Linked DNA regions of Homo sapiens: regions 1, 2 and 3 are each linked to region 4. A link is a loop called in an ENCODE intact Hi-C map of the cell type or tissue named here. Cell type or tissue: endothelial cell of umbilical vein. All regions are shown on one strand. Region 1 overlaps IER2 (immediate early response 2). Region 2 has its middle 18 kb from the start of IER2. Region 3 has its middle 10 kb from the start of C19orf53. Region 4 has its middle 17 kb from the start of YJU2B.

Region 1 (8,000 bases), 570 kb after region 4:
TGTTTTATTTTCATTGTAACCTTTTAAAAAACTGTTACTTTCTAAATAGGGAGAGTGATTAATAAGTGGGTTAACGCAAAGAAAACTATTACATGAATACAGTTAGCTGGGCATGGTGTCACAGGCCTGCGGTCCCAGCTCCTGCAGAGGCTGAGGTGGGAGGACTGCTTGAGCCTAGGCAGTGGAGGCTGCAGTGAGCTATGATGGCGCTGCTGTTCTCCAGCCTGGGCAACATAGCAAGACCCTGTCTATAAATGATAATAATAATAGTACAGTAGTTATGAAAATATCACAAATATCCTGACCCCTCAACCATCTGAGGTTTGAGAAATTCTAAGAGTCATGTAGAAGCCACTGATTTAATGAGATGATAAACATTAAGCATGTAACACCTGTTTACCCAAAACAACCTCATTCACTCATTCAGGCTCAGGCTGGACATTGGTAGAATTAACAGAATTAACTTCTGAGTTAGGGCACAAATCCTAAGTAAAAAATAAATACGTCCAGGTGCAGTGGCTCACGCCTGTAATCCCAGCACTTTGGGAGGCTGAGGCAGGCAGATCACTTGAGCTCAGGAGTTCCAGACCAGCCTGGGCAACATGGTGAAACCCTGTGTCTGCAAAAAATATAAAAATTAGCCAGGCGCAGTGGTGTGCACCTGCAATCCCAGCTACTCAGGAGGCTGAGGTGGGAGAATCTCGTGAACCTGTTAGGAAGATATTGCAGTGAGCCAAGATCGTGCCACTGCACTCCAGCCTAGGCAATAGAGCAAGACCCTGTTAGAAAAGAAAGAGCCAGGCGCGGTGGCTCATGCCTATAATCCCAACACTTTGGGAGGCTGAGGCGGGCGGATCACGAGGTCGAGATGGAGACCATCTTGGCCAACATGGTAAAACCCCGTCTCTACTAAAATACAAAAAATTTCGGCCAGGTGCGGTGGCTCATTCCTGTAATCCCAGCACTTTGGGAGGCCGAGGTGGGTGGATCACCTGAGGTCAGGAGTTTGAAACTAGCCTGGCCAACATGGTGAAACCTCGTCTTTACTAAAAATACAAAAATTAGCCAGGCATGGTGGCGGGTGCCTGTAATCCTAGCTACTCAGGAAGCTGAGGCAGGAGAATTGCTTGAACCCAGGAGGTGGAGGTTGCAGTGAGCCAAGATTGCACCACTGCACTGCAGCCTGGTTGACAGAGCAAGACTTCGTGTCAAAAAGAAAAAAAAAATTAGCTGGGCTTTCGGCTTGGAGGAGCCCAAGGTGCAGCTTTCTTCGGTTGTCCAGAATCCAGGTTTTTCCAAAACCAATCACCTCCACCATGCTGCCAAAGTTCAACCCCAACGAGATCAAATTTGTATACCTGAGGTGCACTCGGGGTGAAGGGGGTGCCACTTCTGCACTAGCCCCCAAGATCGGCCCCCTGGGTCTGTCTCCAAAAAAGCTTGGTAATGACCTTGCCAAGGCAATGGGGTGACTGGAAGGGCCTGAGGATTACAGTGAAACTGACCATTCAGAACAGACAGGCCCAGATTGAGGTGGTGCCTTCTGCCTCTGCCCTGATCATTAAAGCCCTCAAGGAACCACCAAGAGACAGAAAGAAACAGAAAAACATTAGACACAATGGGAATATCACTTTTGATGAGATCGTCAACATTACTCGACAGATGTGGCACCGATCTTTAGCCAGAGAACTCTCTGGAACCATCAAAGAGATCCTGGGGACTGCCCAGTCTGTAGGCCGTAATGTTGATGGCCGCCACCCTCGTGACATCATAGATGACATCAACAGTGGTGATGGCTGGGCGCGGTGGCTCACGCCTGTAATCCCAGCCCTTTGGGAGGCCGAGGCAGGCAGATCACGAGGTCAGGAGATCAAGACCATCCTTGCTAACAAGGTGAAACCCCGTCTCTACTAAAAATACAATACAAAAAAATTAGCCGGGCGTGGTGGCAGGCGCCTGTAGTCCCAGCTACTCAGGAGGCTGAGGCAGGAGAATGGCGTGAACCTGGGAGGTGGAACTTGCAGTGAGCCGAGATCGCGCCACTGAACTCCAGCCTGAGCGACAGAGCAAGACTCCGACTCAAAAAAAAAAACCCCAAAAAACCAGAAAAACCCACAGTGGTGCTGTGAAATGCCCAGCTAGTTAAGAAGCACAAAGAAAAATATTTCAATAAAGGGTCATTTGACAACCGGTGGGAAAAAAAAAATTAGCCAGGTGTCGTGGTGTGCGCCTGTAGTCCCAGCTACTTCGGAGGCTGAGGCAGGGGAACTGCTTGAATCCGGGAGGCCAGGGTTGCAGTGAGCCGAGATTGCACCACTGTATTCCAGCCTGGCAACAGAGCGAGACTCTGTCAAAAACAAAAAAGAAAAGAAAAGAAAGAGACAAGGAAGAAAAGAGAGAGAAGAAGAAAAAAAAGAAAAATTAGCTGGGTGTGGTGGCGTAGTCCCAGCTACTCCAGAGGCTGAGGTGGGAGGATTGCCTGAGCCCAGGAGCTCGAGGCTGCAGTGAACTGTAATCAAGCCACTGCACTCCAGCCTGGGTGATAGAGAGACTCTAGTTGAAAGAAAGAAAGGAAAGAAAGGAAGAAAGGAAGGGAAGGAGGGAGGGAAAGAAAAGAAAGAAAGAAAAAGGAAAGAAGGAAGGAAGAAAGAAAAGAAAGAAAAAGAGAAAGAAAGAAAAAAAAAAGAAATTAGCTGTGCATGGTGCCTGAGCCTGTGGTCCAACCTGCTTGGGAGGCTGAGGTAGGAGGATTGCTTGAGTCTGGGAGTTCGAGGCTACATGGCTACACTGAGCCATGATTGCACTGAAAACTCTTGGCCTCAAGTGATCCTCCCACCTCAGCCTCCTAAATTTTTGGGGTTACAGGCATGAACCATGGCACCCAGCACATTTAGCATTTTCTACGTGCCAGCACTCTGCTAGGTTTGTTGTAAGGATTACATGTGTAATCTCAATCCTTACAACAAACCTAAAAGGCAGGGACTATTATTGTCCCCAGTATACGGTTGGGGAAACAGGCCCAGAGAGGTCAAGTGACTCACTCAAGGATGCATAGCAAGAAAACGAAAGTAGACCTGGTTGTTTCCCTCCCTCCAGAATATGTTCTTCTTCTTCTTCTTCTTCTTCTTTTTTTGAGACAGAGTCTTCCTCTGTAGCCCAGGCTGGAGTGCAGTGACACCATCTCGGCTCACTGCAACCTCTGCCTCCTGAGTTCAAGTGATTCTCCTGCCTCAGCCTTCGGATAGCTGGGATTACAGGCGCCTGCCACCTTGCCTAGCTAATTTTTGTATTTTTAGTAGAGATGGGGTTTCACCATGTTGATCAGGCTGGTCTCGAACTCCTGACCTCAGGTGAGCTGCCCACCTCAGCCTTCCAAAGTGCTGGGATTACAGGCATGAGCCACCATGCCCGGCCCAGAATATGTGCTTCTTACCTGACTTCTGCAGCTGGCCTTTGTCACTCAGCATCATGTTTCTGGTACCGAATTATCTGTGTGGCCTGTGTGTGTAGTTCTGTCTGGCTCCGGCCTTTTATCCTCTGGGGAGGACCCATCTGGGAGGATGGGCATGTAGGCTGTGCTGTTTGCAGTTTGTGCCAATTTAGTACAAGCCAGCAGCAAACACCTTTCTGGAGTCTCCTGCAGCAGGCTTGGGGTTCCCTGCTGGAACCTGCTGGTCACAGGATGGGTGACCTTTTTAGTTTTCACAGCCATTGTCCAATCAATTAGTCCAGGCCTCACCAATGTTATTTGCTGTGACAAGGTTCAATGCTGCCTTTTCTGATGGGTCCAGTGGGGTCTTGGGGATGGGTGTGTCTTAAGGGGATGTGTCTGTAGTGTGTTTGTTCCAGCCCCATCTTCAGTCCCATCACTTTCAGTCCCCAGCCCCACGGTGGCCGGGCACCGGAAACCCCCAAGAGGCCCGGGCGGGGGCGGGGGTCGGCCAAGCCGCTTCCCGCGGAAGGAAGGGCCCGGCGGTTCCTGCGACAGGATGCGCGGCAAGGCCCCCTCCCCAGGGGCCCGGGACTTCCCTGAGCCTTGCCACGCTCGCGGGGGAGGAACTCCGACGCGGGTGCATTGAGCTACCGCCTGCGGTGTGGGGCTCCAGTGCCCCCACGTCCCCTGGGAGAGTTGGGTGGGTCAGGACTCGGAGTAGGTGGCGCCTTTTAAAAGTCCCCCCACGTGTTCCCAGGAAGGAATCAGGCAGCCGTGGGGGCGAGCTTGGCTGGAGAACGGTGAGAAGCTCTCCTTCACAATCCACACAGGAGAGGAAAGGGGGTGTGGGTTGGGCGGGAGGGGAGCCAAAGCTCCCAGATTCCACCAGCAGACGTTCTGAGGCCGGCTTGCCCCTCCTTCTACCCTGTGGCCACGGGGTCAGTTCCCCTGGGGTCATGGGAAGCCTGCGGCGGCAGAGCCAGCCGTCGGCGGGGCGGGGCGAGCGCTTTCCCGGCGCCTGCCGCCGCCACCACTCCCCGCACCTGCGACTCCTTTGTCTTCCCGACAGGCCCCCTCCCTTCGCCCTGGGGCAACGCCCACAACCCCACTCTTAAACCTACGTGGGGTATATTGAAAGGGCTTTCTCGTTTCGGGGTGGTTATTCTAGAGCTGGGGAGTGACCCAAGAAAATAACTAGGGCTCTAATGGGCATTTTTAAAAACCTAATGCCGGGTGGAGAAGCTGCTTAGAGGCCCATTTCACAGATGAGGAAACTGAGGCTGCACGTCCCTGCCTGAGACACACAACGATTCCTCGAGGAAGATACGGGAACTGGGGACTAAAGAGCCCTTCAAAGCTCACCCGCTCAGCTCCACCTGATACTGTAGGGCCCCGGCCACAGCTGATTCAGTTTGGTCTAGGGGGTGGGGGCGAGATCTACCACCTTTCAAGGCTTCAAAGTGCGTGCAATCGATCCCCAGCTCCGCTTGGGGCAGTGTGTTTAGCACTATTGTCTCAACTCAGAAAGCCCCGATCTCCCTGTCCCGGAGTTGTAGGACAATTTCAAGGGAACCCCCAAATCTGGGGGAGGCGGGGCTCCACCAGTTAGGGAATGCCCGGGCAAGGAAAAGGGGGCCCAACCCTCTCTCGCCCACGTGGTAACCGGTCAGACCGGTTCTTGGGGCCCCAGCGAGCGGCTGCCAGCCCCTGACGCTTTAACCCCGCCCCTCCCCCACCACAGCAGAAAACCAGACAGCACCGGCTTTTTTACTCAAATGGTTTTTATTTTCCTATCTGACATTTCTAACAAAACGCCAGGTAGACGGAGTTAAAAAGAATCCACCGCACGAAAGGTAAACAAAGCAGACCCTCAGAAACTCCCTGGCAAGGATGTTCCCCTCCCCAGATTGGCCCAGTTTCACCAGCAACTGGTCTCAGCTCAGCCTTATGCCTTTCCACTGACACCCCCCACCCCTCCACATTCTCGTGATTCAGACCAGGAACTTCTCGGCTGATTGTGTCCGTGTGTCTGAGGGAGGGGCACGCTGGAACCTGGGAACCTACTGGGCACCTCTAATGCAGATGAGAAAAACTTGAGAATGTGAAAGTAGATCAGTCCCCGCTCCCACCCGAAGGTGCAGAGACGCGGGACATTAACCAGCAGCACGCGGGGGTGAAGTAACTCAGGCCACTCTCCTCCCCACTGCCCAGGGCGGGTGCACGCCCCAGGACCTCCTCCCAGGCCCCACACCCACGCAAGGCGACAGGAAGCTCCCCACGCCTGCCCCATGACGCAACGATGACCGCTTATACAAGTATGTCAGCGGAGGGGGAAGGGGAGTGCCTGGAATTCTCCGAGGTTGGAAACGCAAAACCAACTCTTGAAAAACCTTGAAAGGGCCAGCACAGCCCACAGTACAAAATGAAGTCCGACCCTGAGGAGATCTTTAAAAACAAACAAACAAACAAAACAAAAAACACAACACCCAAGCCTCCCTTCTCCCAGTCCAGAAGGAGAGCGAAAGGTTCACGTCCCAGTCCACTAAGACAGCACCTGTGGGCGCAGGTCTCTGCGGAAGGCGCCCGCGCCCCCGGCTCAGACTCCTCGGTGCCGTCCCTGCACACTGAAGGCGATGGCTCCCCGGGGACAGAGTCCCTCTCCGGGCCTCTCAGCAGCCCGGGCGGCGGCTTCTCTCCACGGTTTTCGCGGGCGCTTCCCCCAGGATGGAGGGGGGTGGCCTCGCCTCAGGTCTGCGCCCTCGGGCCGACGGTTCGACGCGCGCTCTGGGCTCCGGCAGCGCCGCTCGGGGTCCTCAGAAGGCCACCACGGCCCGCACGAGCACGTTGAGCATGCTGTCCGCCGGGCGGCAAGCGGGCTTTGCCTCGCACGCGGGCGGCGCCGTCGGAGGGGCCGCGGGGCTGCAGTTCAGGAGGCCGGAGAAGCGCCTCTGCAGGACGCGGGCCAGGTTGGGAAAGGCGCCCTCCGCTTGCGCCGGAGGGGGCTGCAGGCGATCGGCGACTTCGGATGACGCTCCCTCCTCTTCTTCCTTTTCTTCCAGACGGGCTTTCTTGCTCGGGACCAGTCCAGCGTCCCCGCCGTCGCTCAGGCTGCTGCTGCGTCGTTTGCGGCTGACTTTGGCGGGGCGCGGGGCACAGCAGGCGGAGGTCTCCTCGGCTGTCGGCGCCTCCTGCGTGTCCATTGGCTCCGGAAACGGGTGCTCACCGTCGGGGGTCGCTGTCTCGGCCGTGGACTCGGCTTCTCGGGGCGGGTGCAGGCGAGGGTCAGAGGGGAGGGCGGCCGGCAACGACACCTCGGGCTCGAGGGCCTCCACCTTGGCCGAGAGGTAGAGCTCCCGGGCGCTGCGCATGACCAGCGACAGCTGCAGACTCCGGTGCAGCCGCAGGCCACCGCGCTGCATGCGGGAGTGATACATCTTCCACACCGACAGGGTCATGATGCGCTGTGCCTCTTTCTGCACTTCCATGGCGACTCGACGGCGACAGCGGCGGGGGCTCCCGGGAGGGACAGAACAGGCAGCAGGTGCACTCCGGACAACGGGCTCGCTCACGCCTCTCTACACAAACCAACCCACGCAGTGACACTGCTAGGACGCTCTGCCCAGGCGCCCGCCACCCAGGCCCTTTTATACCCCCAGTGACGTCACTGAGACACCCCGCCCAACCGAAGGACGCATCCGGGCTTTCCAACTCGTCGCGGCCAAACACTCCTTAAAGAGACAGAATGCGATTTACCCAGCAGGGAAAGGGGACGGGAACCCTGGCGAGGAGGAGCGTCCCCCGACTCCACGCTGAGCTTTCTGGGTGGGCTCCTTTCTCTGAGCCCCGCCGATGCATCAGCGCCTTGGCCCAAGGGAGGGGGGCCGGGGGTGGAGCTCACGGCCTACCCACATGCTCCCGTCTGGAGGCCCCAGTGGGTCGTGGGCAGCAAGTTTCCCTTCACACAGGGGAAGACCCTGGTTCCAGCCTGAACATCCCCTGTGGCCACTGTTCTTAGCATTTACCAGGTGTGTCTAATGAGTGTTTTCTGCACCAATAATCATGCTAACAGCGCTTACAACGTGCCAGGCTAGGTTAAGAGCTCTCCTTTTATCAATAATTCACCGATCCCCAGCCTCCACTCCTCGGAGGATACTGTTCTATCTGCTTCCTTCAAGTGGGGAAACCAAGGCAGAGTCACTAGGCCAATATTTACTAAACAAACAATATTTGCTACTGCTGTGAAAGGGGGCCACTGGGGCCTCCAGCTCTTCGGTCTCTAGCGTACGCCAGCCCTTGCTTGTAGGCGGTGACCCGCCCCGGGCTACGGGTTCCCGTGATTCGTACCAAGCCATTCCCCCGCAGTTTCCCGCGACAGGAGCTCCACGGGTGGGTTCAGAGCTCGCACGGCTGCGAACCCGGCGCGCACGACAGTCCCCGTGAACACGTGGCTGCCGCCCCCCAAACAAGGGGGCCGAGTTCCGTCTCCGCGTTCGGGGAGGCGGGGTTAGGTTGGGAGCTGGAAACCCAGCAATGCAGAGACAGAGCAGATAGAAAATCTCCGCCCTAC
Region 2 (8,000 bases), 560 kb after region 4:
GGCCGAGGCGGGCAGATCTAGAGGTCAAGAGATCGAGACCATCCTGGCTAACATGGTGAAACCCTGTCTCTACTAAAAATACAAAAAAATTAGCCGGGTGTGGTGGCGGGCACCTGTATGTAGTCCCAGCTACTTGGGAGGCTGAGGCAGGAGAATGGCATGAACCCAGGAGGCGGAGCTTGCAGTGAGCCGAGATGGCGCCACTGTACTCCAGCCTGGGTGACAGAGCAAGACTCCGTCTCAAAAAAAAAAAGAAAAAGAAAGAAAGAAAGAAAGAAAAAAAAAGAACACATATGCTCCAGCTGGGCACGGTGGCTCACACCTGTAATCCAGCACTTTGGGAGGCCGAGACGGGTGGATCACCTGAGGTCAGGTCAGGAGTTCGAGCCGCCAGCCTGGCCAACATGGTGAAATCCCATCTCTACTCAAAATAAAAAAATTAGCTGCGCATGGTGGCGGGTGCCTGTAATCCCAGCTACTCGAGAGGCTGAGGCAGGAGAATCGCTTGAACCTGGGAGGCAGAGGTTGTAGTGAGCTGAGATCGTGCCACTGCACTTTAGCCTGGGAGAAAGCAAGACCTCATCTCAGAAAAAAAAAAAGAAAAAGAAAACACACGGTCTAAGTTACTTTGCAGGTTGGTATGAGTATGGACAGGTAGAACAGGTGAAGCAGGCGGCAAGGCTGCGCCCCACCCCACCCCAACATTTGGCAACATCTGGAGACATCTTTCATTGGCACAGGGTTGAGGCCAGGGCTACTACTCAACATCAAAGATGCACAGGGTAGCTCCCTGCACAAAGAGTGATCTGGCCCCACATGGAGAAACCACAGGCCGGGCGCAGTGGCTCATGCCTGTCATCCCAACACTTTGGGAGGCTGAGGCAGGAGGATTGCTTGAGGCCAGCCTGGGCAACACAGAGAGATCCCCATCTCTGAAAAAAAAAAATTCTTTTTTGAGATGGAGTTTCACTCTATTACCTAGGCTGGTGTGCAGTGGAGCAATCTTGGCTCACTGCAATCTCTGCCTCCCAGGTTCAAGTGATTCTCCCACCTCAGCCTCCCAAGGAGCTGGAATTACAGGCACTCACCATCATGCCTGGCTAATTTATATATATATAATTTTTTTTTTCTTGAGACAGAGTCTCACTCTGTCGCCCAGGCTAAAGTGCAGTGGAGTGTTCTCAGCTCACTGCAACCTCCATCTCCCGGGTTCAAGCAATTCTCTGCCTCAGCCTCCCAAGCAGCTGGGACTACAGGTGCCTGTCACCACGCCCGGCTAATTTTTGTATTTTTAGTAGAGACAGGGGTTTCACCAGGTTGGCCAGGCTGGTCTCGAACTCCTGACCTTGTTATCCACCTGCCTCGGCCTCCCAAAGTGCTGGGATTACAGGCGTGAGCCACCATGCCTGGCCTAAGAAAAAAACTTTTTAAATTAGCTGACCATGGTGGCCCACATCTGTAGTCCCTGCTACTCAGGAGGGTGAGGTGGGAAGAATTGCTTGAGCCTAGGAGTTTGAGGCTGCAGTGAGCTATGATCATGCCATGAGCTCCAGCCTGGGTAACAGAATGAGACCCTGTTTCAATAAAAAAACAAAACACAACAAAACAGGAGTTGGAAGACAAAGTTTTGGAGAAGAAGTGAGATTCTCACTGGCCTGGAACACCAAGCAAGAGGGGGCTTGGGGCTGCCTGGGTTGCTGGGAAGAGCTGCCAAGGGACCTGTCCAGTCTGGGGAGTGGCCAGGCCAGCAGGGAAGACAGCAGGAGCATCCCTCCTAGCTGAGCATTGTCCCCATCTTTTCAAAATTTACAGGTCAGCTGCCAGGGAGGGAGCCACCCAGAGCAGAGGATGGGCTCACTCGGGTTATCTGGGACAATCACAGGTAACCTCAGTCTGTCTGAGGCAGCCTGAGGGTGGGGCAGAGAATTTCCCAGGAGCCCTGTGGGGTGGGGTGTGCCTGGCTGTGTGGGACCCGCTGGGCCTGGACAAGGCAACTCTGAGAGTTAAGGAGACCGAGCTAGCCCGTCCAGTCTGACCAGAAACCCAGGCTCAAGGTTGGGATATGAGGCCATGGGGGTGGATCCTAGCTCCAGACTCCCAGCCTCAGGGACAGGGCTGGCTTAGTCATCGTGGAACCACTGGGAAGTTGAGGGATGTGTGTGCCTGCCCCACCCTCCACCCCAGGGATGTCCAGAGAGTCATGAGAAAGAGGGACAATGACCAGGCGTAGTAGCTCATCACAGTACTTTGGGAGGCAGAGGCAGGAGGCTCACTTGAAATCAGGAATTGGAGACCAGCCTCAGCAACATAGCAAGACCCCATATCTGCAAAAAAAATTAAAAAATTAGCCAGGCATGGTGATGTACACCTATAGTCCCAGCTACTTGGGAGGCTGAGGTGGGAAGATCACTTGAGCACAGGAGTTCAGGGCTGCAGTGAGCTATGATCATGCCACTACATTGCAACCTGGGTGACAGAGTGAGACCCTGTCTCTAAAAAAACAAACAAAAGAAAAAAGAAAAAGAAGAAAGGCCGGGCTCACGCCTGTAATCCCAGCATTTTCAGAGGCTGAGGCTAATGGATAACTTGAGGCCAGGAGTTTGAGATCAGCCTGGCCAACATGGTGAAACCCTGTCTCTACTAAAAATACAAAAATCGGCCAGGCATGGTGGCACATGCCTGTAGTCCCAGGTACTGGGGAGGCTGAGGCAGGAGAATTGCTTGAACCTGGGAGGTGGAGGTTGCAGTGAACTGAGATGGCACCACTATACGGCAGCCTGGGTGGAAAAAAAAAAAAAGTCAAGTAAAAGAAAGAGGCACAAGCCTGGGAGAAAGGAGGGGAACCAATGAGGATCCCAGGCATATGGAGATACAGCAGTGCCCACTCAGTGCTCAGAGAACAAAGGCCCTCCCATGAACACCCCCAATTACAAGTGGCCTCATCATAGCACTGCTGCCCTGCCCCTGCCAGAGCTGCAAAGCAAAGCAGAGAGAGGTTACATTATAGACATGTAACAAATGTTCTTATGTACGCCATACATATGCAAAAATAACTGATTTTCTTGAGACTGGGCCTTGCTTTGTTACCCAGGCTGGAGTGCAGTGACATGATCATAGCTCACTGCAGCCTCAAACTCCTGGGCTCAAGCCACCCTCCCGCCTCAGCCTCTAGAGTAGCTGGGACTACAGGTGTGCGCCACCACACCTGGCTAATTTTTTGCAGAGATGGGGGTGTGGTGGTCTTGCCATGTTGCATAGGTTGGTCTCGAACTCCTAGCCTCAAGTGATCATCCCACCTCAGCCACTCAAAGCTTTGGAATTACAGGCATCAGCCACTTTGCCTGGCTTAATTTTTTTTTTTTTTTCAGATGGAGTCTCAAAGTCTGGAGCAATGAAACCTCCTCCTCCCGGGTTCCTGATTATCCTGAGTCAGCCTCCTGAGTAGCTGGGGCTACAGGTGCATGCCACCACCACCAGCTAATTTTTGTATTTCTAGTAGAGTCAGGGTTTCACCATGTTGTCCAGGCTGGTCTCGAACTCCTGACCTCAAGTGATCCACCTGCCTCGACCTCCCAAAGTGTTGAGATTACAGGCGTGAGCCACTGCACCCTCTGAAACCCATGGTGAAACCCTGTCTCTACTAAAAATACAAAAAGTAGCCAGGTGTGGTGGCGCACGCCTGTCGTCCAGCTACTCGGGAGGCTGAGGCAGGAGAATCATTCGAACCTGGGAGGTGGAGGTTGTAGTGAGCTGAGATCACACCACTGCACTCCAGCCTGGGCGACAGAGTGAGACTCTGTCTCAAAAAAGAAAAAGAAAAAGAAAAAAAACCTCCCAGACTGAAGAGAAGGCTTTGGTAGATCCAGGGGCATGCACCCTCAGCTTCCCCCTCCAAACTGGCTTCATATCCAACCCTCATGGGAGGGAATTTCTGGTCCCAAACAGCATGACAGTACTTTGAAAATTCCAGTATCTGTTTATAAGGTAGTGTCCGCAGGGATTTGGAAAGTGTCTGGAGAACGCGTGGAAGGCAGCGCGCAGACTTTAGTGGCCTCCCCCAGCCAGCAGCACGAAGGGGTAAAAGGGTCCCAAGAGCCCCACCCCACCTACCGCCACCTCATCCTGAGTCTGAGAGCTGCAGCCCGCACAGACCAGGCAGTGAGTAATTGCAGGTTTGCTTCAAGCCTTCCGGGTCGTGAGAAACCAAAGTTTCACTCCGGAAGGGCGCGCCTCGGCAGCAGGGGAGAGAAGGAAGGGGGTTGGGGGTGGGGTGGTCTCAGGTGGAGGTTGGCAGCGAGCTGGCCTGGAGCCCAGGCTCCAGAGCTTACCAAGCCCCAGCTGCTGGGCCCCGGCCCCTCTGGCCTCTGACACGCCCCTGACTAGGCGGCCTCCCGACAGGCCCTCCCTGCCCCCCGGTCTAAAGGCTGAAGCAATGAGCCATTTCCTTTCCCGTGAACTCAGCCAGGGCCCCGCTGATTGCAGACACCACCAGCAAGGATGGGTACCAGGAAATGGCGGGGGCAGAGGGAGGAGATTGCAGCAGCCTCTCCAGTCTAGCAGTTTGATCATGCTCAGTAAATAATGTTTACAAAACAAGTAAATAAACAAGTGAGGGTGGGGCGCAGTGGCTCACGCCTGTAATCCCAGCACTTTGGGAGGCTGAGACAGGTGGATCACGAAGTCAGAAGTTCAAGATCAGCCTGGCCAAGATGGTGAAACCACATCTCTACTAAAAATACAAAAATTAGCCGGGCATGGTGGTGCACACCTGTAATCCCAGCTCCTCAGGAGGCTGAGGCAGAGAATTGCTTGAACCCGGGAGGCGGAGGTTGCAGTGAGCCGAGATCGCGCCTTGCACTCCAGCCTGGGTGACAGAACGAGACTCCATCTCAAAATAAATAAATTTAAATAAACAAGTGAACAACAGCAAACAAAAAACTTTGTCTTTACCCAGCCCCTGGACTGAGCGTGCACAGATTGACCCCTGGGGAAGTGTTCATCCTGCAGAAAGGGGAGAAGAGAGGAAAATGAAGTGAAGTGGCAAATGATTCTAAGAGGGAACCTGGTGAGTGATCAGCCCTGGATATGAGGAAAGAGAAAACAGGTAGCCCAGGAGTGGCAAGGAGACCTGGGGTGCGGCTCTCAGCTCCCAGAAGGAGCTGGTTCCTTATCTGAGAACCAGAGATAGAAGCTGGGTTTAAGCAAAAGTTCACCAACCAGGACAAAGGTCCTCACACTCTCCTCCTCCCCACCGAAAAGAAAAGAAAAGAAGAAAAATCCGGCCGGGCGTGGTGGCTCACACCTGTAATCCCAGCACTTTGGGAGGCCGAGGCGGGCAGATCACGAGGTCAGGAGTTCGAGACCAGCCTGACCAACATGGTGAAACCCCGTCTCTACTTAAAAAAAAAAAAAATACAAAAATTAGCTGGGCACGGTGGTGCACGCCTGTAATCCCAGCTACTCAGGAAGCTGAGGCAGGAGAATTGCTTGAACCTGGGAGGCAGAGCTTTCAGTGAGCCAAGATTGGGCCATTGCACTCCCACCTGGGCGACAGAGCAAGACTCCATCTCAAAAAAAAAAAAAAATCCAGGAGAGGAAGAATGTCAATGGGCTTTGCTTTACTGGACAGGGTAACCCTGGACACTTTGTTTAACCACTCTGTGCCTCAGTTCCCCTCAGTTCCCTCATCTGTAAAATGGGGCTAATGAAAGTGCCTACCTGGTGGGGCACAGTGGCTCACACCTGTAATCTCAGCACTTTGGGAGGCTGAGGCAGGCAGATCACCTGAGGTCAGGAGTTCCAAGACCAGCCTGGCCAACATGGTGAATCCCCATCTCTGCTAAAAATACAAAAATTAGCTGGGCGTGGCGGTGCATGCCTGTAATCCCATCTACTTGGGAAGCTGAGGCAGGAGAATTGCTTGAACCTGGGAGGCAGAGGGTTCAATGAGCTGATATCGCGTCACTGCACTCCAGCCTGGGCAACAGAACAAGACTCCACTTCAGAAGGAAAAAAAAAAAAAAGGCCGAGCGCGGTGGCTCACACCTGTAATCCCAGAACTTTGGGAGGCCAAGGCGGGCGGATCACCTGAGGTTGGGAGTTCGAGACCCACATGGCGAAACCCCACCTCTCTACTAAAAATATAAAATTAGCCGGGCATGGTGCCCATGCCTGTAATCCCAGCTGCTCAGGAGGCTGAGGCAAGAGAATCACTTGAACCCAGAGACGGAGGTTGCGGTGAGCTGAGACCGTGCCATTGCACTCCAGCCTGGGCAACAAGAGTGAAACTCCGTCGCGGGGGGAAAAAAAGGCCTACTTTAGGGCTGGGCTGGGCACGGTGGCTCATTCCTGTAACCTCAGCACTTTGGAAGGCCGAAGGCAGGAGGATCACTTGAGCCCAGGAGTTAAAGACCATCCTGGGCAACATAGCAAGACCCCTAAAAAAAAAAAGAGTGAAGTGCCTACTTTTTATCCTGACCCAGGCTTGTGGTGAGGATTAAACAAATGCACGGAAGTGACCAAGTACAGCATACCTTCAGGGCCTGGGGCTGCCATAAGCATCAGTAAGTCTCTCTCTTGACTATGGGAGAGGTTATCTTACCCGTAAAAAACCAGAAGCCTCCAGGGCAGAAGCAAAGTCTCTGGGGCCTTTGGAGGCTCTCGGAATCTTCCGAGGGCATTTCTCAGACTCTCTGTGTAAACAGAGGGGACTTGGCTTGAAGCCTCAATTAACACAGCAGTTAATTCCCCCAACATGACTTCTCAGGGCTCCCAGGAGAAACAAACCGTTTCCAAGGCTCCCAGCCCACTCCTGCCCCTTAGGGAGCTCCTAGACTGCCGTGTCCTCTTGGTAGGCCCCTGAAAGAACTTCTACAAGCCAAGGGAAACTGAGACCCAGGCTGCCAAGGGAACTGACTCAGGGATCGTGGCCCCTAGGTAAGCCCAGCAAGGCAGCTAGAACAGTGGTTTGCAGACATGGCTGTTCCTTGGATTCACCTAGGATGCCTGGGTTCCCCGACCCCATCCCTGTCCATGCCCTGGAGATCCTGGTGTAACCTATCTGGGGAAAAGCCTTGAACGTCTCTGAGCTCAGTGCACAGGCTTCTCCCAGGCTAGCCCTGCCCCGTCCCTGACTGCACAGCCCTCAGCAATAGAGGAGAAAGCCCTGTAACTCCATCAAGTGAGAAAAGGTGTGATTCACCTCACCCCTCCTAAGTACACTCACAAAAGCCTCAATTAACACAACAGTTAATTCCCGCAACAAGATTTCCCCTCAGGCTGCCTCTGCCCCTTCCCACAAGGCGGGACCTGGGAGGTGCTCCCTGCAGCTGCACCCCGAGGAAAGGGTTAACAGGAAGTGCCTGGCGTCCTGCAGCCACAGAAGCCCCATTGTTCTTCAGCCTGTCCCCTCCCCCTCGTCCAGGAAGACCCTCTGGGGAGCCCCTTCCAAGGGGCCGTGGAGTCTCTCCAGGCTGAAGGCCAGCCCATCGGGAGAGTGTGCACAGGAAAAGGAAACCGGCTGGGTGCGGGCTGAGGAGGCACAGCTGTCACTGACGCATCTTGGGCGGGGGGCAATTTCCGAGGAGGGGCGCTCCACCTTGCCCGCCTGGTGTATGCGGGAGGGGGTCAGCCCTCCCTGCAGTCCCCATCTGGAAGCTACAAGCCTTTGATTTGGGGTTCTTAAGTAAAACTGGATCCTCTGCCTCCCTCCAGCCATGCCCCCGCTCCACCCCAAGCATCCCTGGGTCCGAAAGTTTAACATCCCACCCCTCCTCCATCTGATTTCAGATCACTCCTCCAGGTCCTAACTGTCAGCTTTTTCTGATTAACTGTGCTGGGTGGGGTGGCCTGGATTGGGGGTGGGGGGGTTGCAGGAAGGAGGAGAACTGTTGGCAATTCCCTGGGAGCCCGAGGGGGCGGGCTGGCTGAGGGTGAGCAGCTGGCAACCAGACAGGCCGAGGCCCTGGGTGGACAGGCCGAGGAGGAAATTAATTGGTGCC
Region 3 (8,000 bases), 54 kb before region 4:
AGATGGGGTTTCACCATGTTGGCCAGGCTGGTCTCGAACTCCTGACATCAGGTCATCCACGCTCCTCCGCCTCCCAAAGTGCTGGGATTACAGGTGGGAGCCACTACGCCCTGCCTTCAAACAGCTAACCCTGTTTTGAGACAGGGTCTTGCTCTGTTGCGTGGGTTGAAGTGCAATGGCGTGATCACGACTTGCTGCAGCTTCAACCTCCCGGGCTCAAGTGGTCCACCTGCCTCAGCCTCGTGAGTAGCTGAGACTGCAGGCGTGTAGCACTATGCCTGGCTAATTTTTTAAAACAATTTTTTTAAAAGAGATGGGGTCTCACTATGTTGGCCAGGCTGATCTTGAGCTCCTGGGCTCAAGCGATCGATCCTTCCACCTTGGCTTCCCAAAGTGCTGGGATTACAGGTGTGAGGGGCTGTGCCCAGCCAGTCCCATCTACTTGAAAGGCAGAGGAGGTAGGATCGCTTATGCCTCGGAGTTCAAGACCAGCCTGGACAATATAGCAAGACTCTTGTCTCAAAAAAAAAAAAAAAAAAAAAAAAGAGGAAAAAAAGGAGTTTGATGGGGGTAGTTCCAACCACCTGCGTCCTTCCTTCTCAGTAAAGCCAGCAAGCTTGGGCTTTGGGGAAATGGAAGCCAGATTGATCCTGCCCGCGCCCAGCGTGAGCTCACTGTCTAGGCATGTACAGCTCCTGACCCCAAACCACGTGTGCTCTCAACCCGTGGAAGATGGGGCTACCCTGGGGGCTCAGATGAAGGTGGAGACAAGGACCCCCAGCTCGTGGATATCTCCACCCTAGCTTTCTGAGGGTCCCTCCCTTCTGCCAGCCCCCTGCAGCACCCCCAGCCACCGTTGACTCAGGCAGGAAACCAGCTGGGTAGGCTTCGCTTGCTTCCTGGTCGCGACGACGCAGCCCCTCCGGCATGCGCAGCTGGCAAGATTTCCTTCTTGCATTTCTTTTCTTTCTTTTTGAAACAGAAGTTCATGGGCAAAGTGTCAGGGCCCTGCCAGGAGAAGTGGTCGTGCCAGGTCGAGGCGGGGGAAGGTGGAGGCAGGAGAGAAAGGCTTAGGCAAGAATAACTGTGTTTTTTTGTTTTTTTTTTTTGTTGTTGTTTTTTTTTGAGACGGAGTTTCGCTCTTGTTGCCCAGGCCAGGCTGGAGTGCAATGGCGCGATGTTGGCTCACCGAAACCTCCACCTCCTGGGTTCAAGTGATTCTCCTGCCTCAGCCTCCTGAGTGGCTGGGATTACAGGCATGTGCCACCACGCCAGGCTTATTTTGTATTTTTAGTAGAGGCAGGGTTTCTCCATGTTGGTCAGGCAGGTCTCAAACTCCTAACCTCAGGTGATCCGCTCGCCTCAGCCTCCCAAAGTATTTTTTTTTTGAGACGGAGTCTCGCTTGCTCTGTTGCCCAGGCTGGAGTGCAGTGGCGGATCTTGACTCACTGCAACCTCTGCCTCCTGGGTTCAAGCAGGAGTTCAAGCAGCTTGAACCTCCTGGGTTCAAGCTGGATTCTCCTGCCTCAGCCTCCCTGTAATGGGATTACACGCCTGTAATCCCAGCACTGTAATCCCCGCCGCCAGCACTGTAATCCCCGCCGCCAGCCAAGGCGGGCGGATCACGAGGTCAGGAGATCGAGACCATCCTGGCTAACATGGTGAAACCCCGTCTCTACTAAAAAAGACAAAATTAGCTGGGCATGGTGGCGGGCGCCTGTGGTCCCAGCTACTCGGGAGGCTGAGGCAGAAGAATGGTGTGAACCCGGGAGGCGGAGCTTGCAGTGAGTCGAGATCGCGCCACTGCACTCCAGCCTGGGTGACAGAGCAAGACTCCGTCTCAAAAAAAAAAAAAAAGAAAGAAATTGGTATGTCCCTTATCCTTAGGCTCCTGAATTCACACTGAGAGGGAGTGGGGATCCCAATGTAACAGACAGAGAAACTGAGGCTCAGAAAGGCTTTAATTTTTTTTTTTTTTTGAGACAGAGTCTCACTCAGTCGCCCAGGCTGGGGTGGGGTGCAGTGACGTGATCTCGGCTCACTACAACCTTTGCCTCCCAGGTTCAAGCGATTCTCCTGCCTCAGCCCCCCGAGTAGCTGGGACTACAGGCGCCCGCCACCACGCCTGGCTAATTTTTGTATTTTTAGTAGAGATGGGGTTTCGCCATATTGGCCAGGCTGGTCTTGAATTCCTGACCTCAGGTGATCCACCTGCCTCGGCCTCCCAAAGTGCTGGGATTATAGGCGTGAGCCACAGCGCCCGGCCAATAACTGTCAGGAAAAGCCACATTTAATGACGCCTCTGTCCCTGGGAGAGGGGAGCTAGGGAGGGACAGAGAGGACGGGGGATGGCAGGACTTGGGTTCCCACTGCTCTGCCCCCAGCACACAAGCGCAGCTCCTAGTCACATTGGTATGTCCCGCCAGGCGCGGTGGCTCACGCCCGTAATCCCAGCACTTTGGGAGGCCGAGGCGGGCGGATCATGAGGTCAGGAGTTGAGACCGTCCTGGCTAACACGGTGAAACCCCGTCTCTACTAAAAAACACAAAAAATTAGCCGGGCATGGTGGCGGGTGCCTGCAGTCCCAGCCACTCCGGAGGCTGAGGCAGGAGAATGGTGTGAACCGGGAGGCGGAGCTTGCAGTGAGTCGAGATCGCACCACTGCACTCCAGTCTGGGCGACAGAGCGAGACTCCATCTCAAAAAAAAAAAAAAAAAAAAAAATTGGTATGTCCCTTATTCTTAGGCTCCTGAACTCACACTGAGGGGGAGTGGGGATCCCAATGTAACAGACAGAGAAACTGAGGCTCAGAAAGGTTTTAATTTTTTTTTTTTTTGAGACAGAGTCTCAGTTGCCCAGGCTGGGGTGGGGTGCAGTGACATGATCTCAGCTCACTACAACCTTCACCTCCCAGGTTCAAGTGATTCTCCTGTCTCAGCCTCCCGTTTTGTTTTGTTTTGTTTTGTTTTGTTTTTTGAGACAGAGTCTCACTCAGTCGCCCAGGCTGGGGTGGGGTGCAGTGACGTGATCTCGGCTCACTACAACCTCCGCCTCCCGGGTTCAAGCGATTCTCCTGCCTCAGCCTCCCGAGTAGCTGGGATTACAGGCGCGCACCACCACACCCGGCTAATTTTTGTACTTTTGGTAGAGACGAGGTTTCTTCATGTTGGCCAGGCTGGTGTTGAACTCCTGACCTCAAGTGATCTGCTGGCCTCAGCCTCCCAAAGTGCTGAGATTACAGGCATGAGCCACGGCCCCAGGCTGAGACTCAGAAAGGTGAAGGGACTTGACGGTCACACAGTCAAAAAGTGGCAGAACCTGGCAAAGAACTCAAGGTGTGGGTTCTTCCGGAGTCTGGGGCTCCTGGCTCCAGCACTAATCAGGGCTTGGGGGAGTGCAGGAGGGGAAAGTCACCCAGGAAAGTGAAGGGGAAAATGAGGCTGTTTGGGGAGCCCTGAGGGGAGAGGTGAAGGGGGAATGGGTGAGTGCACATTCCAGACCCCATACCTGCAGTGCCTGAAAGCCCTTCCTTGCCCCTGGGGTGCTCCTCGAAGGGGCTGGCGTCAGAGGCACAAAGGGAGCCAGAATGCAGGATTCCTGGGCTGGTCGAGACGCCACCAGCCTGCGGGTGGATTTAACCCCGGTTAGAGGCGCCTCCTGGTGTCCAACTCCGGTGCCAGATGGCACCCAGAGCCCACCCCGTCCTGGCCCAGAGCCCACCCCGTCCTGGCCCTTGCCTTTCTGATTCCAGATAGAAAGACCGGAAGCTAATTTTTTGAAGGTGGCAAAATCACCACTCCCTTAACATATAAAGATGAATGGGTGCTAAAATGTTTTTTTCTTCCTGTTCGCCAGGTCAGAAATTTTTTTTGTTTCTTTTTTGTGTTTTTTTGTCTCTTCTTTTTTTCTTTCTTTTTTTTTTTGAGACAGAGCTTGCTCTGTTGCCCAGGCTGGAGTGCAATGGCACGATCTTGGCTTACTGCAACTTTCGTTTCCCGGGTTCAAGCGATTCTTCTGCCTCAGCCTCATGAGTAGCTGGGACTATAGGTGCCTGCCACCACGCCCGGCTAATCTATTTATTTTTAGTAGAGACGGGGTTTCACCATGTTGGCCAGGTTGGTCTCGAACTCCTAACCTCAGGTGATCTGCCTGCCTTGGCCTCCCAAAGTGCTGGGATTACAGATGTGAGCCACCACACCTAGCCTTGTTTTTCTCTTAATTTCACTGATGTGGGAAACAGGCAGATGTTATGTTCAAGAGAGTCTGAAAAAGACACTTTTGTTTTTGAGATGGGGCCTTGCTGCATCGCCCAAGCTGGAGTGCAGTGGTGCGATTTGGGCTCATTGCAGCCCCAACCTCCCGTGCTCAAGTGACCCTCCCAGTTCAGTCTCTGGAGTAGCTGGGACTCCAGGCATGCCCCACCACACCCAGCTAATTTTTAAAAATGTTTTGCAGAGATAGGGTCTTGCTATGTTGCCCAGGCTGGTCTTGAACTCCTGGCCTCGAGCAATCTGCCCACCTCCGCCTCCCAAAGTGCTGGGATTAGGCTGGGCGCAGTGGCTCACACCTGTAATCCCACACTTTGGGAAGCCAAGGTAGGCGGATCACTTGAGGTCAGGAGTTCGAGACCAGTCTGGGCAACATGGTGAATCCCCATCTCTACTAAAAATACAAAAATTAGGCGGGTGTGGTGGCGCGCGCCTGTAGTCCTAGCTACTCGGGAGGCTGGGGCAGGAAAATCTCTTGAACCCAGGAGGCGGAGGTTGCCCTGAGCTGAGATCATGCCATTGCACTCCAGCCTGGGTGACAGAGGGAGACGATCTAAAAAACATCATCATCATTAACAAAAACCACACACAGACACACACAAAGTGCTGGGACTGCAGGTGTGAGCCAGGGTGCCTGACCTTGAAAAAGACACTTTAGAAATCAAGCTGTTGAAGCAAAGGTGTGAATGTAGGCAAATTCGGTTTTCCACAGGGGAATAAGCGTTGTCAACTGAACCTCTAGGCTGGACAGGATATGACATTTGCATGTCTGTAGATAAGAACTATTTTGTATTGCTATCAATTTTCACAACTTACAGAGTTGTAAAATAGTTCAAAGACAATGATATGAATCAGGTACTCCGGAGAGGGTGTATTGTTTAGGAAGGGTGTATTGTTTATAGCTAAGGGGCTGAATGAACCATTGAATAATCATAACTCATTCACTGAAACAAAAGGTTTTAGAAGGAACCGTTCCTTCAATAAACACCTGCTCATCGAGTGCCTATTGTGAGCTGTTCTAGTTGCTTGAGACACAGCCCCGAACAGAGTCGGGGTCCTTGAGAAGCAAAGTAGAAACAGAGGAAAGTAACAGAAAGTGACCCTGGCTAAGAAGACAATCAAACAGGCCACTTCTGGGGGCAGGGGACAAAGAAGGCTTCTCTGAGGTGATGTCTCGGGGGAAGGAACTGTGGGCACAAAGGCAGGGAGGACTGTGGCCTGGATGGGAAGGGGATACAAACTTGGTGTTGTCTCTTTTTTCTGTTGTCACTGGAATGTCAGGTTTGTTTTGTTTTGTGTTTTTGAGACAGAGTCTTGCTCTGCCGCCCAGGTGGAGTGCAGTAGCATGATCTCAGCTCACTGCAACCTCTGCCTCCTGGGTTCAAGCGATTCTCCTGCCTCAGCCTCCTGAGTAGCTGGGATTATAGGTGTGTGCCACGATGCCGGCCAATTTTTGTATTTTTAGTAGAGACAGGGTTTCACCATGTTGGCCAGGCTGGTCTTGAAGTCCTGACCTCAAGTGATCCACCTGCCTCAGCCACCCAAAGTGCTGGGATTAGAGGCGTGAACCATCACGGCCAGCCTGAATGTTAGTTCTTAGTTCTGCCTAGAAGAGAGGTTGGCATGAAGTAGTCACAATAGCTGGGTGTGGTGGCTCATGTCTACAATCCCAGCAGTTTGGGAGGCTGAAGTGGGACGATGGCTTGAGGCCAAAATCAGTCGGGGCAACATAGGGAGACCCTGTCTCTACGGAAAATAAAAAAATTAGCTGGGCGTGGTGGTGCATGCCTGTGGTTCCAACTACTAGGGAGGCTGAGGTGGGAGGATCACTTGAGTGTAGGAGTTTGAGTTTGCAGTGACTTATGATCTCACCACTGCAGTCGCGACACAGCAAGACGCTGTCTCTAAAAAAATATAAAAGTAATCACAATAAGTACTGAACAAGGAGAACTTGGTTTCTCAAGTTACCCGTCTGGCCCTCTTCTAAGTTATACTTTCCTTCTTTCCTTTCCTTATTGTTTTAAGGCTTTTTAATAAACTTTCATTCCTGCTCTGAAAAAAAAAAATACTGAATGAGCCAAGTGGCCCTACCTGAAAGGCCTTAAGTCAGCTGGGTGGCTCATGCCTGTAATCCCAGCACTTTGGGAGGCCAAGGCAGGAAGATCGCTTGAGGTAGAAGTGTTTGAGACCAGCCTGGACAACATAGTGAGACCCCATCTCCCAAAACAAAAAAACAAAAAACAAAACAAAAAAAAAAACAGCTCATGCCCAGTGTCTCACATCTGTAATCCCAGCACTTTGGGAGGCCGAGGTGGGCAGATCACCAGAGGTCAGGAGTTCGAGACCAGCCTGGCCAACATGGTGAAACCCCATCTCTACTAAAAAAAAATTACCCGAGTGTGGTGGTGTGTGCCTATAGTCCCAGTTACTCGGGATGCTGAGGCAGGATAATCACTTGAACCCGGGAGGCGGAGGTTGTAGTGAGCCGAGATCACGCCACTGCACTCCAGCCTGGGTGACAGAGGGAGACTCCATCTCAAAAAAATAAAAAATAAAAAAAAAAATAAAACAAAACCAAGGGCAGAAGTCAATTACTGCCTGAGGTGGGCAGACAGCCAGAGAAACCAGGTTCCCTAGATGGGGCTCAAGGATGTGTGCCCTGGAAGCTGGAACAGCCAATCCCCAGCCCTGAACAGAGGCCGGGGATTGGCTGTGAAAGGGAAGCCCAGAAAGGAAAGAGCTACCCTTATCCCTCAGTCTGAGATCTGGGCCTCATTCATCCTCCAGCCCCTCCCTCCCCCTCCAGAAACAATGAGGGCGGGGCCTTCCTGGCAGCTTGGGAAACGCCAGACTACTCAGTCTTTCCATCTCATGCGTGCGGCTTCCACTGCCCTGATTCCTGATTTTTCAAGATGCTAAGTTAGGACTTTTTAATGAAATTTCTCTCTGCATGTTTGGGCGGGGAGGGGTGGTGGTGCTAAAATTCACCATTTTATTTTAATTATTTTTTGAGACCATGTCTCACTCTGTCACCCAGGCTGACATGCAATGGCACCATCTTGGCTCACTGCAACCTCCGCCTCCCAGGTTCAAGTGATTCTCCTGCCTCAGCCTCCCAAGTGGCTGGGATTACAGGCACTCACCACCATACCCGGCTAATTTTTGTATTTTTAGTAGAGTTGGGGTTTTGCCATATTGGCCATGCTGGTCTCGAACTCCTGGCCTCAAGTGATCCACCGGCCTTGGCCCCCCAAAGTTCTGGGATTACAGTTATGAGCCACCACGCCCGGCCTAATGCACCATTTTAAAGTGCACAGTTCAGTATAATCACAATGTTGTACAATCACTTCTGACTCCAGGACATTTTCATACCCCTTGAAAAGAAACCCCATTCCCGCTCCCTCAGCCCCTGGCAATCACTCATCTGCTTTCTCCCCCCATGGATTTGCCTGTTTGGGACATTTCATGTAAGTGGGACGATTCAAGATGTAGCCTTTTGTGTCTCGCTTTGTTCACTTAGTTTATTTTCAGGCTCATTCTTGTAGTTTCCTGGATCAGTGCTTCATTCCTTTTTAAGAGTCGGGATCTGGCTTTGTCACCCAGGCTGGAGTGCAGTGGTGAGATCATAGCTCACTGCTGCCTTCAACTCCCAGGCTCAAGTGATCCTCCTGCCTCAGCCTCCTAAGTAGTTGGGATGACAGGCATGAGCCACTGCACTTGGCCTTCCTCCCC
Region 4 (8,000 bases):
CCTTGGCCAGGGCTAGTTCCACTCAGTTGAACTGTTGATTACAATCATCCATTGTGTTTCATATAATCCAACTGGGTCAACCAGTTTCCAGAAAATCTGGCTATTTTAAGAATCTTAGCCAGGTGCAGAAGCTTGTGCCCATCCCAGCACTTTGGGAGGCTGAGGTGGGAGGATCACTTGAGCCCCAGGGAGTTTGAGACCAGCCTGGGCAACAAAGTGAGGCCTCACTTCTACAAAACAGAACCAAAACTAAAACCAAAAACCAATTAGCTGTGCATGGTGGAGCACACCTGTAATCCCAGCTACCTGGGAGGCTGAGGTGAGAGGACCCTTTGAGCCCAGGAGGTTGAGGCTGCAGTGAGCTATGTTTGCAGCACTGCACTCCAGGCTGGGTGGTAGAGTGAGAACCTGTCTTAAAACAAACAAAAAAAGGGCCGGGCGCGGTGGCTCACGCCTGTAATCCCAGCACTTCGGGAGGCCGAGGCGGGCGGATCACTTGAGGCCAGGAGTTCAAGACCAGCCTGGCCAACATGGTGAAACTCTGTCTCTACTAAAAATACAAAAATAGCCAGACGTGGTGGTGTGTCCCTGTAATCCCAGCTACTTGGGAGGGTGAGGCAGGAGAATCACTTGAACCCGGTGGCAGAGGTTGCAGTGAGTGAAGATCGTGCCATTGCACTCCAGTCTGGGTGACAGAACGAGACTCCATCTCAAAAAAAAAAAAACAATCTCTACAGTGAGAGAATTAATATAGTGTATACTTTCTGGTAGAGGACAATGGTTAAAGAATTCAAGACCAGGCGTGCTGGCTCACGCCTGTAATCTCAACAATTTGGGAAACTGAGGTGAGAGGGTCTCTTGAGGCCAAGAGTTTGAGACTAGCCTGGGCAACATAGTGAGACCCTGTCTCTACAAAAGATACAAAAATTAGCCAAGCAGGGTGGTGCATGCCTATAGTCCCAGCTACTAGGGAGGCTGAAGTGGGAGGATCCCTTGAGCTCAGGAGTTGGAGGCTACAGTGAGTCATGATTGCACCACTGTACTCCAGCCTGGGGGACAGAGTGAGATCCTGCCTCTCAAAATAAAATGAAACAAAAACAATAAAATAAAATAAAGAATTCAAATCTATTTAGTGAAAACTAACAGATTTCTCTCTTTTAATTCTTGGCTCATGGCCAGTGTTTCTCAATAGGAGCCATCTTCACCCCTTCAGGGGCAATGTCTGCAGACATTTTTGGTTGTGACAAATTGGGTTGGGAGGGAGTGTTCATGGCGTCTAATGTTCGTTTTTTGTTTTTTTGAGATGGAGTTTCACTCTCGTTGCCCAGGTTGGAGTGCAATGGCATGATCTCGGCTCACTACAACCTCCACCTTCTGGGTTCATGCGATTCTCCTGCTTCAGCCTCCCGAGTAGCTGGGATTAGAGGCATGTGCCACCACGCCCAGCTAATTTTGTATTTTTAGTAGAGACAGGGTTTCTCCATGTTGGTCAGACTGGTCTTGAACTCCTGACCTCAGGTGATCTACCCACCTCGGCCTCCCAAAGTGCTGGGATTACAGGCGTCAGCCACCGTGCCTGGCTATGGCGTCTAATGAGCAGAGGCTGGATATGCTGCTCAACTTCTCACAGTGCACAGGACAGCCTTTGCACTACAAAGAATGATCCGGCCCCGAATGCCAGTAGTGCCAAGGTTAACAAACTCAGAAATCAAAATAGCTCAGTTTGAACAGGAAGTTGGTGGGCCGTTTGACTAAGATGGAGATGCCAGGTGGGCTTAAGAATTTTCCAGCAAGGCCGGGCGTGGTGGCTCATGCCTGTAATCCCAGCACTTTGGGAGGCCGAGACAGGTGGATCACGAGGTCAGGAGATCGAGACTATCCTGGCTAACACCATGAAACCCCGTCTCTACTAAATATACAAAAAATTAGCCGGGTGAGGTGGCGGGCACCTGTAGTCCCAGCTACTCGGGAGGCTGAGGCAGGAGAATGGCGTGAACCTGGGAGGCAGAGCTTGCAGTGAGCCGAGATCGCGCCACTGCACTCCAGCCTGGGTGACAGAGCAAGACCCCGTCTCAAAAAAAAAAAAAAAATTTCAAAAGGTATGCATTTTTTATGCCGGGTGCAGTTGCTCATGCCTGTAATCCCAGCACTTTGGGAGGAAGAGGCAGGTGGATCACTTGAGGTCAGGAGTTTGAGACCAGTCTGGCCAACACGGTGAAACCCGGTCTCTACTAAAAATACAGAAATTAGCTGAGTGTGGTGGTGCATGCCTGTAGTCCCAGCTACTGGGAGGCTAAGGCAGGAGAGCTGCTTGGACCGGGAAGGCAGAGGTTGCAGTGAGCCGAGATCGTGCCACTGTACTCCAGCCTGGGCAACAGAGTGAGACTCTGTCGCAAAAAAAAAAAAAAAAAGAAAGAAAGTATGCACTTTTTTTTTTTTTTTAAGGAAACAAGGATCTCACTATGTTGCCCAGGAGGGATTGGCACTCCTGGGCTAAAGCGATCCTCCTGCCTCAGCCTTCCAAGTAGCTGAGACTACAGACTTGGGCCACCAGGCCTGTCAAGGTTAGCATCTTTGAGCTCCTAAGTCCAACACTATCGCCATCACTTTTATGGTCCGGATGGCGTTTGGGGCATTTTGGGCATTTTATTTCTTGCCTTCATTCCTTCTCCCCACCCTTAATATTTAAATATTATCCTACTCCCTCTGCTGAGATAGGTACAAGGCTCATCTCACCTCTGGATTCTCCAGTGAGGGTTACTCCAGGGTGGGCCTCTTCCCCTTCACGTCCTGCCAGGCAATCCCCTTGGGGCGAGTCATAACTTTTCTGGACCTCAGTTTCCTTCCCTGTAAAATAAGAACAATAATAATACTTCCTCGGGCTGTTGTCGGGGACTCTTCAGCCCACCACTCCCACCCCGAAGTCCTACCCAGCGCTCACCACAAAGCCTACCCTCTTCTGAGCTCTCTGAATCCTCAAAGCCTCCTCTGAGATAGAGGCTGTGAACGCCTTTCCTACAAATGGGGAAACTGAGGCTGGGAGACCCGAGAACTGGACCATGATCTCAAACCTTTGAGGGAGGGAGCTACCCTGGAAGGCGATGGTCTTCTCCAGAGCCCTCCCAAGGGCGCTCAGTACCACGTGGGCACCCAGAGAAGTTTTCTTATCCCTCTTGGCCCCCTCGGATCCTAACTCCCAGCTCGGCGAGGACCCTGGAAGCGGGTTCAGCCTTCGCTGGTTGAAGCCAGCTCCGAGGCGCATGCGCAAGTGAGCGCGCGCGGTGGCCTGTGGGAGGCTGGCTGCGAGTCCGAAGCTCAGCCCAGACGCCGGCGCTGTTGTCAGGGCGACCGGGGTGGGGCGGGGCCAGAACGTGGCCAAGCCTTTACTCGCTCTTCAATGGTCCCTTGTTTTCACGGGGCCAACCTTCTCTTAATTGTTCTTTGTTGTTAGTTCGTTCCCTTCCTCGATGGACAGAAGCTGACTTGTAGCGTGTGTCTACCAAAGGACAGGCAGAAGCAGGAGGATCTCGGCCATGATTAAGCGCCGGTGGAGACCCCTGACTCAATTCGGTTCATATACACGAGTCAATTTTTTTTTTTCTTTCCTCTTTTGCCTTTGAGTAATCTGTAATTTATTAGCGACATCTATAATTTATCTCACTTCTCCGGCCAGATCTTGCTTAGGCAAAACCGCAAACCTGAAGTTTGCAGAAATGACTCAGTGGTGACTAATTCCATTAGGAAAGCATTCTTCACAAAAGAGTTCACAGCAGGATTTCTTTAAATAGAAAACTTCCTCAGTGCACTGAAAACGATTCATTTTATATAAAACACATTTGGATACCGGATCCTCTTTTCTCTTCACTTTTTTTTTTGAGACTGAATCTTGCTCTGTCGCCTAGGCTGGAGTGCAGTGGTGCGATCTCGGCTCACTGCAACCTCTGCCTCCCGGGTTCAAGCAATTCTCCTGCTTCAGCCTCCCGAGTAGCTGGGACTTCAAGGGCCCGCCACCATGCCCGGCTAATTTTTGTACTTTTAGTAGAGACGGGGTTTCACCATATTGGCCAGGCTGTTCTGGGACTCCTGATCTTGTGATCTGCCCACCTCGGCTTCCCAAAGTGCTGGGATTACAGGCGTGAACCACCGCGTCCGGCCTATTGTTTTTGTAGTTGCATACAGACATAGTCAGGGCCACTGTGTACGATTGTGCAGGTTGTGCCCTGAACAAGTGTGCCTGGCCGAGGGCATGAGAATGGGGCTGAAGTCCGGCCTAGGCTGTGTTCTCCAAGTTGGAGGATAGGGCACCTTCTTCTAATTTGTCTTTTAGAGAGCATACTTCATTCTATTTGCATGAAGTTTCCGTGTGTGCCAGCTGTCTTCCTGCATACGATACTTTTAGTGTCAAAAATATAATCAGGCCTGGCGCGGTGGCTCACGCCTGTAATCCCAGCTCTCTGGGAGGCCGAGGCGGGTGGATCACCTGAGGTCAGGAGTTTGAGACCAGCCTGGCAAACATAGTGAACGCCCATCTCTACCAAAAATACAAAAATTAGCCCAGCATGGTAGTGGGCACCTGTAATCCCAGATACTCGGGAGGCTGAGGCTTGAGAATCACTTGAACCCAGGAGGCAGAGGTTGCAGTGAGCCGAGATCATGCCACTGCACTCCAGCTCAATGATAGGCCAAGACTGTCTAAAACAAAACAAAACAAAACAAATATATACACACACACACACACACACACACACACACACATACATACATACATATATAAAATCAGATACAGTTAGAAAAAAATTAAAAGTTCTTTGTCATACAGCAAGTCTTGATTCAGGAGATGTCAAATCAAGTGGTAAGAAGTTCTCTTACAGCAGTTAGGGCAAGTTTATAAGGCATAAAGGAGGAAGTATTTTGAGCTTTTTTGTGATTGGCTGTTTTACATTAACTTCTTTTTAAGGCAAATAGACCCGTTTAAGCTCATTTGTCTACAGCCGATTGGTTTAATTTCACTGAATCATGCTGACAAGGATGTAAAACTTACATTTTCATGTTTCATTTATGATTAGAGCTAGCATTTCAGGGGAATCAAGATGACAAACTTTGTGTGGTTATGGGTGGTTGGCCTTGGGTGGGGGGGATGAATCTAAACTATAGCCTTCATTTTAACGTTTTTTTGTTTGTTTGTTTGTTTGTTTGTTTGTTTGTTTTGAGACTGATCTCACTTTGTCTCCCAGGCTGTGGAGTGCAGTGGTGTGATCTCGGCTCGCTGCAACCTCCTCTTCCCAGGTTCAAGTGATTCTTGTACCTCAGCCTCCCGAGTAGCTGGGATTACAGGCGTGCGCCACTAAGCCTGGCCCACAATATGCTCTTAATTCCAGGAAGTGGCACAAAAATATACAGCCAAGGGGAAAAGTGTCTAAAGAGTTGAAATGTCCCATCTCATTGCTATTAGAAAAGCATGTTGAAACCATGCCTATCATTTATCCTCTTGTGAGCAAGAGACTTAATTTAATTTATTTTATTATTATTGTTATTATTATTTATTTATTTTTCTTTTTGAGATGGAGTCTCGCTCTGTCGCCCAGGCTGGAGTGCAGTGGCACGATCTCAGCTGACTGCAACCTCCGCCTTCCGGGTTCAAGCGATTCTTCTGCCTCAGCCTCCTGAGTAGCTGGGACTACAGGTGCATGCCACCATGCCCGGCTAATTTTTGTATTTTTAGCAGAGACGAGGTTTCACCATATTGGCCAGGCTGGTCTCGAACTCCTGACCTCATGGTCCACCTGCCTTGGCCTCCCAAAGTGTTGGGATTACAGGCGTGAGCCACCACTCCCTGCCCTTAATTTTATTTAAAAAAAATTTATTATTATTTTTTTCCCAAGATAGAGTCGTGCTCTGTCACCCAGACTGGAGTGCAATGGCATGATCTTGGCTCACTGCAACCTCCACCTCCTGGGTTCAAGCGATTCCCCTGCCTCAGCCTCCAGAGTAGCTGGGATTAAAGGCTTGTGCCACCATGCCCAGCTAATTTTTGTATTTTTAATAGAGATGGGGTTTCACCGTGTTGGCCAGGCTGGTCTTGAACTGACCTCAAGTGATCTGCCTGCCTCGGCCTCCCAAAGTGTTGGGATTACAGGCGTGAGCCACCGGGCCTGGCCAAAAAAGACAGTGATATTGAATGAAGTCTACTTAATAGTATTGTACCAATGTTAATATCATAGTTTTGACAAATGTGGCATGGTTATGTAAGACGCTCAGATTAGGGGAAGCTGGCATCGTACAATTTGCTTTCTTTCTTTTTTCTTTTTTTTCAGACGGAGTTTCACTCTTGTTGCCCAGGCTGGAGTGCAATGGCAATGGAGCGATCTCAGCTCACTGCAACCTCTGCCTCCTGGGTTCAAGTGATTCTCCTGCCTTAGCCTCCCGAGTAGCTGGGATTACAGATGCATGCCACCACGCCCTTTGTATTTTTAGTAGATATGGGGTTTCTCCATGTTGATCAGGCTGGGTTCGAACTACTGACCTCGTGAACCGCCCTCCTCGACCTCCCAAAGTGCTGGGATTATAGGCGTGAGCCACCGTGCCCAGACCAAAGTTTGCTTTCTTTTGCTTGCATAGCAGTGGTGCTGTTTCACCTTGCATGGTGGCCCAGTTAAGGGTTACTTGTCCCAGCCTTCATTGTAGCCAGGTGTAGCCATGGAGGGCACCGTCCGTCCAGTGAAAAATGAACAGTGATGAGGCATGGCATTTCTGGGTACGGGCCTTCTAACACCAAGTGTGGGCTACTCTGTGCTCTTTCTCCTCCATGGAGTAGAAACAGGGACATTCCTCCATCCCAGCATCAACCCTGCAACGGGGACAGTGCTCGAGGTGATGGCTGTTAGGAGTTACCTTGTGTCCCCTCAAAGATATGTCAAAGTCTTATCCCTCAGTGTCTGTGAATGAGACCTGATTTGGAAATCTATTTGCAGATATTACCAAGTTAAATGATGTCATTAAGGTGGGCCCCAGTCCAAAATGACTTCATTCTTGGATATTCTTGAAACTGCTACATTCTTGGGTCTCTGTTATATAACAGCTTAGTTTTTTTTTTTGAGATGGAGTCTCGTCCTGTCACCCAGGCTGGAGTGCAATGGTGCGATCTCGGCTCACTGCAACCTCCGCTTCCTGGGTTCAAGCGGTTCCCCTGCCTCAGCCTTCCGAGTAGCTGGGATTACAGGCACTTGCCACCACGTCTGGCTAATTTTTGTATTTTCAGTAGAGACAGGGTTTCGCCATGTTGGCCAGGCTGGTCTTGAACTCCTCAAGTGATCCTCTTGCCTTGGCCTCCCAAAGTGCTGGGATTACAGGCATGAGCTGCCTCGTCCAGCCACAGCTTAGTGTTTTTGTTTGTTTGTTTTTGGAAATATTGGACTAGTGTCTTTTATTTATTATTATTATTATTATTATTATTATTATTATTATTATTGTTATTATTTGTTTGTTTGGAGACAGAGTCTCGCACTGTCACCCAGGCTGGAGTGCAATGGCGCGATCTCGGCTCACTGCAACCTCTGCCTCCCGGGTTCACACAATTTTCCTGCCTCAGCCTCCTGAGTAGCTGGGGTTACAGGTGCCCACCACCACGCCCGGCTAATTTTTTTGTAATTTTTAATAGAGACGGGGTTTCACTATGTTGGCCAGACTGGTCTCGAACTCCTGACCTCGTGATCTGCTTGCCTCATCCTCCCAAAGTGCTGGGATTACAGGCGTGAGCCACCGCACCTGGCCTTACTATTATTATTATTATTATTATTTTTTTTTTTTTTTTTTTTTTTTTTTTTTGAGACGGAGTCTCGCTCTGTCACCCAGGCTGGAGTGCAGTGGCGGGATCTCGGCTCACTGCAAGCTCCGCCTCCCGGGTTCACGCCATTCTCCTGCCTCAGCCTCCCAAGTAGCTGGGACTACAGGCGCCCGCCACTACGCCCGGCTAATTTTTTTGTATTTTTAGTAGAGACGGG

Evidence for each region. Peaks named below come from ENCODE experiments on the same cell type or tissue, not always from the same donor. Only the 100,000 strongest peaks of a DNase experiment are listed, where the experiment ranks them.
Region 1: a loop joins it to region 4, with 5 times the contacts of the local background. A loop is called at or near these places in 6 of 110 quality-filtered maps.
Region 2: it touches region 4 in a loop (5-fold over the local background); 7 of 110 quality-filtered maps call a loop at or near these places.
Region 3: it touches region 4 in a loop (2.5-fold over the local background); 16 of 110 quality-filtered maps call a loop at or near these places.

What each region holds. Positions count from the first base shown.
Region 1 is chr19:13,152,105-13,160,104 of GRCh38, reverse strand. It overlaps IER2 (immediate early response 2), which reads right to left. Exons shown (of 2, transcript NM_004907.3): 2 at 5,194-7,161. The coding sequence starts at 6,918. The coding sequence ends at 6,247. It also overlaps the pseudogene RPL12P42. Among named protein-coding and RNA genes, the nearest start is that of IER2, 5.7 kb to the right of the region's middle. RefSeq lists enhancers at 1,683-1,732, 1,823-1,882, 2,433-2,542, 2,880-2,969, 3,270-3,419 and 3 more and silencers at 3,780-4,049, 4,260-4,579, 6,190-6,299. In endothelial cell of umbilical vein, CTCF peaks have their summits at 4,884 and 6,453; DNase peaks (open chromatin) are centred at 4,394, 4,994, 5,634 and 7,084; H3K4me3 peaks cover 4,099 bases; H3K27ac peaks cover 4,669 bases.
Region 2 is chr19:13,164,041-13,172,040 of GRCh38, reverse strand. No RefSeq gene overlaps it. Among named protein-coding and RNA genes, the nearest start is that of IER2, 18 kb to the right of the region's middle. RefSeq lists enhancers at 1,418-1,918, 1,919-2,419, 4,112-4,739, 6,191-6,768. In endothelial cell of umbilical vein, no CTCF peak of the experiment used is centred here; DNase peaks (open chromatin) are centred at 4,320, 6,750, 7,410 and 7,990; H3K4me3 peaks cover 475 bases; H3K27ac peaks cover 5,198 bases.
Region 3 is chr19:13,780,773-13,788,772 of GRCh38, reverse strand. No RefSeq gene overlaps it. Among named protein-coding and RNA genes, the nearest start is that of C19orf53, 10 kb to the right of the region's middle. RefSeq lists enhancers at 599-888, 1,953-2,914. In endothelial cell of umbilical vein, a CTCF peak has its summit at 3,645 (motif pointing left); DNase peaks (open chromatin) are centred at 812, 3,652, 5,122 and 7,072; H3K27ac peaks cover 2,472 bases.
Region 4 is chr19:13,727,022-13,735,021 of GRCh38, reverse strand. It overlaps a transcript of YJU2B not described here. Among named protein-coding and RNA genes, the nearest start is that of YJU2B, 17 kb to the left of the region's middle. RefSeq lists an enhancer at 3,158-3,207. In endothelial cell of umbilical vein, no CTCF peak of the experiment used is centred here; DNase peaks (open chromatin) are centred at 3,371 and 3,701; H3K4me3 peaks cover 730 bases; H3K27ac peaks cover 2,735 bases.